Regions from separate parts of the Homo sapiens genome. Here region 2 is linked to region 1. The links are chromatin loops, found by intact Hi-C in ENCODE. Cell type or tissue: IMR-90. All regions are shown on one strand.

Region 1 (5,000 bases):
ATGGTCAAGTCCACATGATCAACCCTGGTCATCTGTAGAGTGACAGATGGGGCAGCCAGCTTGTCCTTACTTCTATAGCCTCATTAGTCAGCAAGCTAGAGTTGGATGTATTTTAGTAGTGCTTGCTGTTTTTTTTTTTTTTAAGATTTACCTTTTAAGTCCTTTCTAAGTCTCCCTAGTTGGAATTCTTCTCTTTCTTCCCTTAACCCTTCATCATTTATGCTCTTGCATAGTTTGTGAAAATTTTATTGGACCCAGTTTTAATCCCAATCTCCTCTTGGGCTCTGCATTCCCTTTAAATCACTTCCTGGATATTTGCATAGCACATGTATCCTGATAACTCCCAAATGTATGTTTCTATTTCAGGCCTTTTTTCTAGGTTCTAGATTCATATATCCTACAACCTAACTGATGTCTCCATTTGTGCAATGCATAGATGTCTGGAAATTATCATAGTACAATGGAACTCTTGATTTTTTTTTCCCTACAAACTCATCTGTACCCACTCCCAAGTTTCCCCATCTCAGTAAATTCTATCTGTTTAGAGATTCAAAGCCAGAAATGTTGGTATTAACCCTGCCTTTTTTTTCTTCCTTCAGCCTCAACCTACAAGCTTACTAATTTCTACCTCAGTTCCTCAGATATCCCATGGTCTTGCCCACATTTGCATTCTCTTTTCCAGAACCACTTTCTACCCTACCACCATTCCACAGATGACTGGCACCCTCTGATCCTGGAGCATGCTTTGGTCCTCAGCTTGAATAATATTTCCCAGAGAGGCCTTCTCTTCCCATTCCACCTAAAATAGGTCTCTCTTTCCTAGTCCTACCTCATTCCCCTTGTTTGCTTCCTTCACTGCATCAATTACAACTTTTACATATTTTATTTATCTGTCTGTTTGTATCTACAAAGTAAGCACTTTGAAGACTAGTTCATCATCATGTCCTCCTAGATCCTAATGCAGTGCACTCAGTAAGCATTTGTTGGCTGAATTCTCATCCTTGTCAGCCTGGAGAAGGAGGGAAGGCTTCTCAGAAGAGGTGATGTTTGAGTTGTGCCTCTTCCAGGGAGTCTGTCCTTATTACACTTTGTTCAGACCTCTCTCATAGCAACTCATCATAACAGAGTGTGCTAAGTGTTTTCTTGTCTGTCTGTTCACTATCCTGGTATCTCTCTGAGGATCAGGGTTACATTAATTTCTTTGTGCCTCATCTTATTATCATTATCACGATGAATGTTAGTATAATTGAATTGTCTACCTCGCAAAAGAGATATGCAAGGGCATAGAGACGACAGAAGGGAACAGGTGTGGGAGGCAACAGATCCAAGGTTGAGAAAACATTTCCTTTTGCTTGTTGGGTCATGGTCATCTTGGTAAGGTTCTGGTGGTCAATTGAACATCCCCATTCCTGCCTACCAGTCAATAATTACCCTTTGCTAGGGGTTAATAGGGTTCAAGGAGGTTACAAGAATAATCAGTTGGGAAGCAGCTCATCTTGTGAAGCCAAAAATGTATTTGTCACAGTCATTCATGTCCCCATGCAGCTGTCTGGGAAAATTACAAACTCCTGTATCTGCAGTTCTTTTAAAATGCAATGAAATTTCATCAGAAAAGAATCTTTGAGCCCATCCTCTGTCTTTCCCAGGATGCCTGCCTCCTCTCAGAATCATGTCTGTCTATTCCTTTCCATTGTTCTTTGTAAAGGAAAACAAGGAGAAGCTAGAATGAATTTGATATTCAGATACAAAGAAGGAATTTCTTAAGTCAAAGCAGATTTTTCAATTACATTAGTTAAAAAAAAAAAAAAAATCCAGGGCTTGAAAACTGATTTAGAAAAAGAAAAGTTACCAGAAGCAGACAACGTTGTTGTTAAATTGATCTTTTAACTATTAAAGAGACACTTAGTATGTTTAATCAGTCTCAATAGAGTTCCCTTACTCTGGTTTTGTATGGGTCTAGAAATAATACCTTGTAGTTGGTATGTGTGTTTTCCAGCAACCTAAATAAAAATGTTAGCTATTCTTATATTTCCTGAAATGGAGTTCTTTTCTGGAGTTTTCTGGTGACTGGACATGTTGGGAGATATTTATTGCATCCTGGTGGGATAAGAGAAGAAAAACCATGGCTGGCATCTTCTTTCTTGACTCTGCGAGTCCTCACAGTGCGAGTCCTGTGATTGGATGAAAGATCAGTTTATAAAATCCCCTTCCTGAGCCTTATGGGAAAGTCTTCAGCTGAAGCTATCCTCATCATCCTTATGGAAAATGCTAGAATCCTCCTAGATTCAGAGCCAGGGCACTCAAACTGCTGTTTTTGAAGTGAAAGTAGAGTCAAAGCCGAGATGCTGGGTTTTCTCGTCTGCTCTGACAGGGAAGCCATTGTTAGTTGCGAGAACCAAGCATATACAGATTTCATTTTTACTTTATTTGCTTTCTCTCTCCCTCTGAAGACTGTCAATGGGGTTCAAGGCAAGTAAACTCTAGATCTCAACACAAAATTCACACGTGATTGTCCAGTGGTCAGACAGACCGGGAACAATTTGCCCAGCAGGGAGCACTGTGGAGCCACACCTCTGAACCATGGTGATTTTCCTGCTGCTTTGAAGGAAGAGCGAGAGGGCAAATTACCTCTTTCCCAGGCCCCGCACCAGCTGTTGTCTTGGTTTCCAAGAAGGGAAGCCCAACCACTTTGTTTACATTCCAAGTGACCTGGAGTAACAACCGGGGACCAGCTCTCTGGAGGCCAAGGCTACACCTGGGACAACTGGCTGAGGTTGAAAGTGAGTTGACAGCAGTTGCCATTCACCAGCGGGTCCTGGGTCCTCGTCCTCATCCTTGTCTTTGTCCTCTTGGCTTCCCCTGGGAGTCATCAGCGGGGTTCGAACAAGATTTGCTGGTTCCGGAGCTTGGGTATGTTCAGCCTGGTTTTTTCTGGGTTATTGAAAAATGTTTTAAGGTGAATGGGGCAACCCTGGGTTAGAAGGGAGGCCTTAAAAGCAGGAAGCCTAGACACTCAAGGGATTGAAAAAACATTTGGAAAGGGTTGGAAAGGCCCCAAAATCAACAACACAAGAATGGAGGCATGAAAACAGGTATTTCTTTTCAAAATGACTTACCAGCCACCCCCAAAGTCTAGCTTTTAACCCAATGGGAAGCAAGCAACAAAATTAAAATAGGTGTGAAAACGTTGTGTTTTTGGTAAAGGGCACACTGCCTTAGGAGGCGCCCGTGGAGGAGCAGAGACTGATCCACGTGTCCATATGTTTGCTTAGAGAGGACTTTCCCTCTTTGCCTTTGAGCTAAGCTGCTGAGCCAAGCCAGCAAGATGAAGATGTTCCCTTGCTTTTAGGGAACAGGAAAATCAGGATTCTGTCCAGCTGTGGCTCTAGTTTCTGGTTAGGGGGCATTAAATTAATCCTTGAGTTTCTCATGTCATAAGATCACAGGATATTTGTTGAATAAATAAATGCATGCAGCCGAAGAGCTCACTGGATGAGTTCTTTACCTCAAGAATTTCTGGTTTCTCCTTCAAGACAATCTTAGATTATTTGGGCATAAACATAGGAACCCTGGGAAGCAGGACCTGCTTTATGGATATGCGACTTAGGCAGTCCACGGTTTAATGCTCTGCTCTTATCATCTTGAAATGTTTAATTTGAACAAGGGGTCTCAAGATTTCATTTTGCCCAAATTACGTGCAGACCCACACATTATGTAGCCAGTCCTACAGGGCAGCCACACATGTGCAGGCTTGCATGAAATCCTCTTACCAGTGACAGTGAACATGGTAAAGATGACAGATGACCTTGAGACAATCTGCCTTCTGGCAGTGCACTAGAATATTCTCATAAGGAGATACTTTCATAAAACAGCTTCTGAGCCAGTGTTGCACAGCAGTTAAGAAGACGTGTTTTATACTCAGAAAGACCTAGGCAAAAATTCCTGTTCCACCACTCAGTAGCTGTGTGACTTTGGGGAAGTTAATTAGCCTCTCTGAGACTCAGATTCTTTATCTTTTAAATAAGGACAATATCACCCACCTGATAGGGTTTTGGAATGGATGAAAGCAGGATGTGTGTGAAGCGTTCGGCATAGTGCCTGGGACCTGGAAGATACCTATAATGTTGATTGTCATTGTTCTTCTTGGAATAGCAGTACTGTGTTACTTTTAGTCTGTTGAGCTTAGATGGGGTTATCCATCAGTCTCTTGACTTTGCAAATTAGGCTGCTAACACTTGGTGCATACCCAAAGGTATGTTTGCTAATTCTTTTCCATAGAGCCACAGGTGATAAGATTAGAAAGTAGGCCCTGGGCTTCTTTGATCATTTGAGTGCTGTATTTGCTCTAGCGAAGGGTTGTTTGAAGATTTTTCTCTTATGTGCTTTTAATCCATAACTGTTTTTACTTCCAACACTTCTAACTCCAAATGCGTGGTGTCTTTCCCGACACCAGGCAGGTGTCCTGCAAGTCAGTTCAGTTCTGATGCTATCCACCTGGGCTATGGCTATCCTACAGATTGAGGGCTCAGTCCCATGAGGTTGCCTTCACTTCAGGTGTCAGTCACAAGTCCCAGGTTGTCTCTGGTACTTCTGACTGACAGGCTGTAATTTCTAATTTCAGGGGGTTTCCACAACACCCTCCTCAAGTTCAATAATTCCCTAGAGCAGCTTACAGAACACAAGGAAACATTTTACTGATATTTACCAGTTTATTATAAAGGATACAACTCAGAAACAGCCAAGTGAAAGAGATGCATAGGGCAAGGTATCAGGGAAGGGCTCGGAGCTTTCATGCCTCTCTGGGTGGGCCACCCTCCCAGCACCTGGATGTGTTCACCAACCTGAAGTTTTTCAGACCCCATTGTTCAGGGATTTTTATGGAGGGTACATTATTAGGTATGATTGATTAAATCATTGACCATTGGTGATTAACACAATCTCCAGCCCCTCTCCCCTCCCTGGAATTTGGTGGGTGGCACTGAAAGTTCTAATCCTTAGTC
Region 2 (5,000 bases), 56 kb after region 1:
CAGGCATCTTCCTAATCAGGCTTGATGGGCAGCTGCAGCTATAAGTATTTAAATAAATCATCAAAGGGTTTGTTGCATCAGCCAAGCTTTTTAGAGTCCCAAATTTAAAAGCTGAGATAAAATCTTATCTTGCTGTGTCTTTACGGAAGGATCCCCAGATACCTGGGGTTAAGGTCTGGCTCAAGTCAGGACCTAGGAAGCAGCATATGTTGACTGGAGAGACCTGGGTTTGAATCCCAGCTGTGCATGTTATTAGTTATATGACCTTGGGCAAGATTCACAACCTTAGCCCTTCTTTACCTTCTCACCCTAATCTGGGGTAAACATTTGTACCTTTTGGGGTTGTTGCAAGGATTAAAAGAGGCAAACTCTGTGACAATGCCTAGCTCCATGCTGGACTTAATATAAATGCTCAATAAATTTTGACACCATCTTCTATCCCCCATATCCTACAAGATAAAACAAGACAGAATGAGAAAGTGCTTAGGTTTCTTCATCTGTAAAAAGGTAATTGGAAAAAGAAAATTAAAGGCAGAAGCTCACTCAGCCTCTAGGGTCTGGGAGATGTCTTCTTGTTGTTTAAGTTTTAGTCTGTACTTTCTAAAAACCAGTAGTGGGCCTCTGGCATTTCCTGGCACATCTTAGCAGATAGGTATTGAATATATACCATGTGCCACAGTACTGCGCCCTTTGTATGGGTGATCTCATACAGTGCTTTCATTTCATGGAGGAGAAAAACTGAGGCTCAGAGACATGAAGAAACTCACCCAAAGTTTCTTAGCTGTTAAGTGGTGGAGCTGGGATTGGTACCTAGGTCTCTCTGTCTCGGAGCCCGTGTTTGTAACTACCCCGAACATAGGTCTCTAACCATATAGGACTCCTACTCCTTGCTGGAAAACATAAGTACAAAACAGACAAGAATGGCCTTTTCAATTACTAAACTGTAAGCCCCCTGAGCCCAAAGACTGTGTGTTCCCCGCTCAATCCCCTCCCAGGCATGCAGCTAATAGGAAACCCTGGAGACATACTGGGAATCTAAGAATCTGGGTTAGGATTCCTTTGAAATGCAGATGTCCTGTGAGAAGTAAGCACCTGATTTCTTATATACCTGAGTTCATTAGATACTTATCTTTGATATGGGAGAGAGTAGAGCTTTCTCAGATACCTGGGTGGCTAGCTGCAGCGAAAGGACTGAAAATCTGGAGGGGAAGAGCTCTTCTCTCTCTTTATTTTCTCACTAACGGAAGGGAGTAAAAGGCAGAGGAAGTGGGTCTGAGATGAGGAAGACAGTACCACAGGGTTCATAAGATGTACACATCAGAATTCCTGGCTTGCAGGCCCTGGGCATTGGCTGGACAAGGTTTGTTGGTCTCTAGGGCACAGAAAGAATCTATGCCTCCGAGGATTCATAGAAAATTACCACTTCCTCTGTCATTATCTTTTATTTATTATTCTCTGTGATCTGTTGGTCTTTGATTCCCTTTGTATTTTTGATTCTTTTGTGATTCTCCCTTTCGATTTGGCGCTGGTTTTTACCCTGATCTCATCTGTATCGTCCACACCTCAATGCAGGCTTCCCGCGCCCCTGCCCGGGCTCCCGCAGTGCCCCCATCTACATCCCTGCCTCCAGTCTTGTTCATTGCTGCTGCCAGATTCACCTCCCTCTATGTCCACCTGTTTTGGAACCTTGCCACTCCCATCCTGCTCTGAGCTTTTGCTCTGTATTTCCTCTGCCTGATGTATCCTCTCCCCTTTCCTCTTCCAACCAAAAGAAAGTCTACCTATAGCCTTCCAAACTCAGCACACATCCTTCTCCTTTGGGAACCTGTTCCCAATGATTCCCTCAATTTCTCTGTCTTTTTTTTTTTTTTTTTTTTTGAGACCAGGTCTCGGTCTGTCGCCCAGGCTGGAGTGCAGTGGTGTGAGCTCGGCTCACTGCAGCCTCCACCTCCTGGGTTCAAGCAATTCTCCCACCTCAGCCTCCCGAGTAGCTGGGATTTACAGGGGTGAGCCACCACGCCTGGCTAGTTTTTGCATTTTTAGTAGAGACAGGGTTTCACCATGTTGGTCAGGCTGGTCTGTAACTCCTGACATCAGGTGATCTATCCGCCTCAGCCTCCCAAAGTGCTGGGATTACAGGATGAGCCACCATGCCTGGCCTCTGTCTTCTTAATTCTAGTAGTGCTGATGTGTGCCTACATCAGCTGGTCATGTGCTTCCTCCCCTCTGCTTAGGGCATTGTTTACCTCTTGGACATGACTTCTCACCTGTTTGCTTTCCTCCCATCTATGTCAGGAGTTCTTTAAATTTAATATTTCTTCTTCATTTATTGAGTATCTGCTACATGCGAGCACCCTATTGAGGGTTGAGAAACAAAGAGGAATTATTAGGTTTGCTCATCAATAAATAATTGAGGTGAGACCCTTAGAAATGTGTGTCCATTGGCCTGCTTCAATTTTAGACAGTTTTTTCACCAACTCCAGGGGAGGCCAAGCCAAGCATGCCTCTGGCTCTTGCATTCCACATGTCTCTTATTAAAAACAGATGGCCCAGGACTGCTTTGGCCATTGCACCAGTTGACAGGCCTGTTCCTGGGGAGGCTCTGCTTATGAATTCTAGAATCCTTTAGCTGCATTAGTAACAATTCCTCCTGCAGAGCAATGAGGGGATAGTGTCTGTGGGCTGGGCACTTTCCATGAATAAGAAAGGCCTGAATTCAACCCAGGTGCCGCCCAGACTTGTCACATGGAGCTTGGCCTCAGGCAAGGCCAAAATGGGAAGCTAGCTTCAGAGGAAGAGGTCCCTTCTGCCACTTCTGAATTCCTGAAGCTCACAACAACCAGCTTCTTTGTCCTCATTTTTCTTAGGAACAAATGTATTCATTTAACAAACATTTGTGGCTGAGTGTGGTGGCTCACACCTGTAAACTCAGCTCTTTTGGAGGCCAAGGCAGGAGGATTGCTTGAGGCCAGGAGTTTGAGACCAGCCTGGGCAACATGGCAAGACTTCATCTGTATTTTAAAAAATTGCTGAGCACAATGATCTCTGTTTTCCCAGTGCCTGCCTGGCTCAGGGCCTGGCACCGAGGTAAATACAACTGCTGCTCTAAATAAGCTCATCTCTAAGAAATGAAATGAATGCAAACTATTGAAAGCAAGGAAGGCAAATACGGGCATGCATATGTCCACTTCTTAATTTTGTGTCCACGGCAGATACTGCTAATTAATCATAGAACTCATTCACTTTGAATCTGGATTTAAGTGAAGATTCAGCCTTGGAATCCTTCTGAAAACATTGCTCCAGCAGCCACTATCAGTGATTTGGACTTTGCCCATGAGATGAAATCTGCTTGTGATCCTTTTTCTGGTCTTTAAAGTGGTCCAAATGCCACTGGAAGTGGGGAGCAGGGGTTCAAAACAGCAAGTATATTGAATTACCATGTCTGTCCAGAGCAGACTAGGAGACTCCATTCATGGGAGTGTCCAAAAGTAACACCGCTATTGCAGAAGCCCTGACCATTGCTCCTTCGCACTTCTTCTCGCTCTCATGGCTCCTTTCTGTCTGACTTTTGTGGACTCCTCTTCCTCCTCATACCCCTCAGAAGTGGCTGTTTTGCAGGGTTAAACTCTTATCCCTCCCAAACTCTTTTTTCTTGTCTGTTTTCTCAGTTGGAGAGCTAATTTCTTCCCTCAGCTTTTTCTAGCTTTTTAAAGTAGTTAACTGTCAAATCTGTATCTTCAGAGATGTCTTTTTCCAAAGTCTAAACTCCTCCCTTTGGCACTGAAGCACTTCCACCATCTGACCCTATTTATCTTTCCAGTCCCCTTTCCAGTCCCAGCTCCTTGCCTACAGAACTACTGCTGTGAGCACGAGGTCTTCTTCCATCCTGTGTCCAAGATGTGGGGTACCCATGGGGAGTCCTGCTCCCATGCCTTGGCACATGCCCCTGCCCTGCCCCTCTTCTCTGTTTGGTCTGTCATATCCATCCTATGAGTCTCCGCTTCACTGTCATTTCACTGAGAAAGCCCTTTCTGACTTCTTTATGATTTCAGAGGATAATAAGTGCCATGAGCAGAGGATCTTACTAGCTTACGCTTTGAGTCACTCAACAAACAGTTATTGACTGCCTCCTCTAAGTCCCTGGCGTATATGACGTGAACCTGCCCTCAAAGAGCCTACAGTCTGTTTACATTTCTGTCATTAGTTACTCTTGTTTATAGGTCATGTCTCTGCCATTAGATCGAATGCCTTGTGGTCCAGAGCTGAGTCCCAGTCACTGTATCCCCTCAATCCCCTGGGTATGCCAGATGCTCAGCACATCCCGAGTTGAGTGAAAGGCAGCTTCTTTCCCTGTCTGGTTTGCTGGTGGCTCTTTTGAGTGTGTGATTCTTGGGGAGGCTCATAAAGGGTTGCAGAGCTGGCAGGGGAAGGAGTAGCCCATGGAGACTAAGGGAGGAAGAAGTCCCTGCTCTATGCTTGACCCCAGAACAGCAGGAGGTGGGATGGAAATGGATGCCTCAAATGGAAAGCAGCCATGGCTAAGATGCATTAAGAACATGGGTCTAGGGGAGGGATAGCATTAGGAGAAATACCTAATGTAGATGATGGGTTGATGGGTGCAGCAAACCACCATGGCACATGCATACCTATGTAACAGACCTACACGTTCTGCACATGGATGCCAGAACTTAAAGTATAAAGAAAAAAAAAAAGAACATGGGTCTGCGTTTTAATTGTTGCAGCTCTTATGCTTAATGATTGTGAGACCTTGAGCAAGTTACTTAATTTCTCTGTGACTTGGTGTTCTCACCTGCAAAATGGGTCTTAAAACAATGTCAACTTTATAGAGAGGTTGTGAGGTTTAACTAAGAAAATGAGTTAAAATGAATATAAAACATTTAAAATAATTATTGGTACAAGCATTGGCTATTACTTAGATTTTCCTGGCAGTGGGATTTACTGGTGATTTTCATATTCATCATTGTATTTTTCTGTAGACA

The links. A loop is a pair of places that touch in the nucleus more often than their neighbours do. Peaks named below come from ENCODE experiments on the same cell type or tissue, not always from the same donor. Only the 100,000 strongest peaks of a DNase experiment are listed, where the experiment ranks them.
Region 2: a loop joins it to region 1, with 2.9 times the contacts of the local background. A loop is called at or near these places in 5 of 110 quality-filtered maps.

What each region holds. Positions count from the first base shown.
Region 1 is chr11:35,402,229-35,407,228 of GRCh38, reverse strand. The region is part of intron 1 of SLC1A2 (solute carrier family 1 member 2); the gene reads left to right. Among named protein-coding and RNA genes, the nearest start is that of SLC1A2-AS2, 14 kb to the left of the region's middle. In IMR-90, a CTCF peak has its summit at 2,545 (motif pointing right); no DNase peak of the experiment used is centred here.
Region 2 is chr11:35,345,771-35,350,770 of GRCh38, reverse strand. All of the region lies in intron 1 of SLC1A2 (solute carrier family 1 member 2), which reads left to right. Among named protein-coding and RNA genes, the nearest start is that of SLC1A2-AS1, 66 kb to the right of the region's middle. RefSeq lists an enhancer at 2,469-2,970. In IMR-90, no CTCF peak of the experiment used is centred here; a DNase peak (open chromatin) is centred at 2,540; H3K27ac peaks cover 169 bases.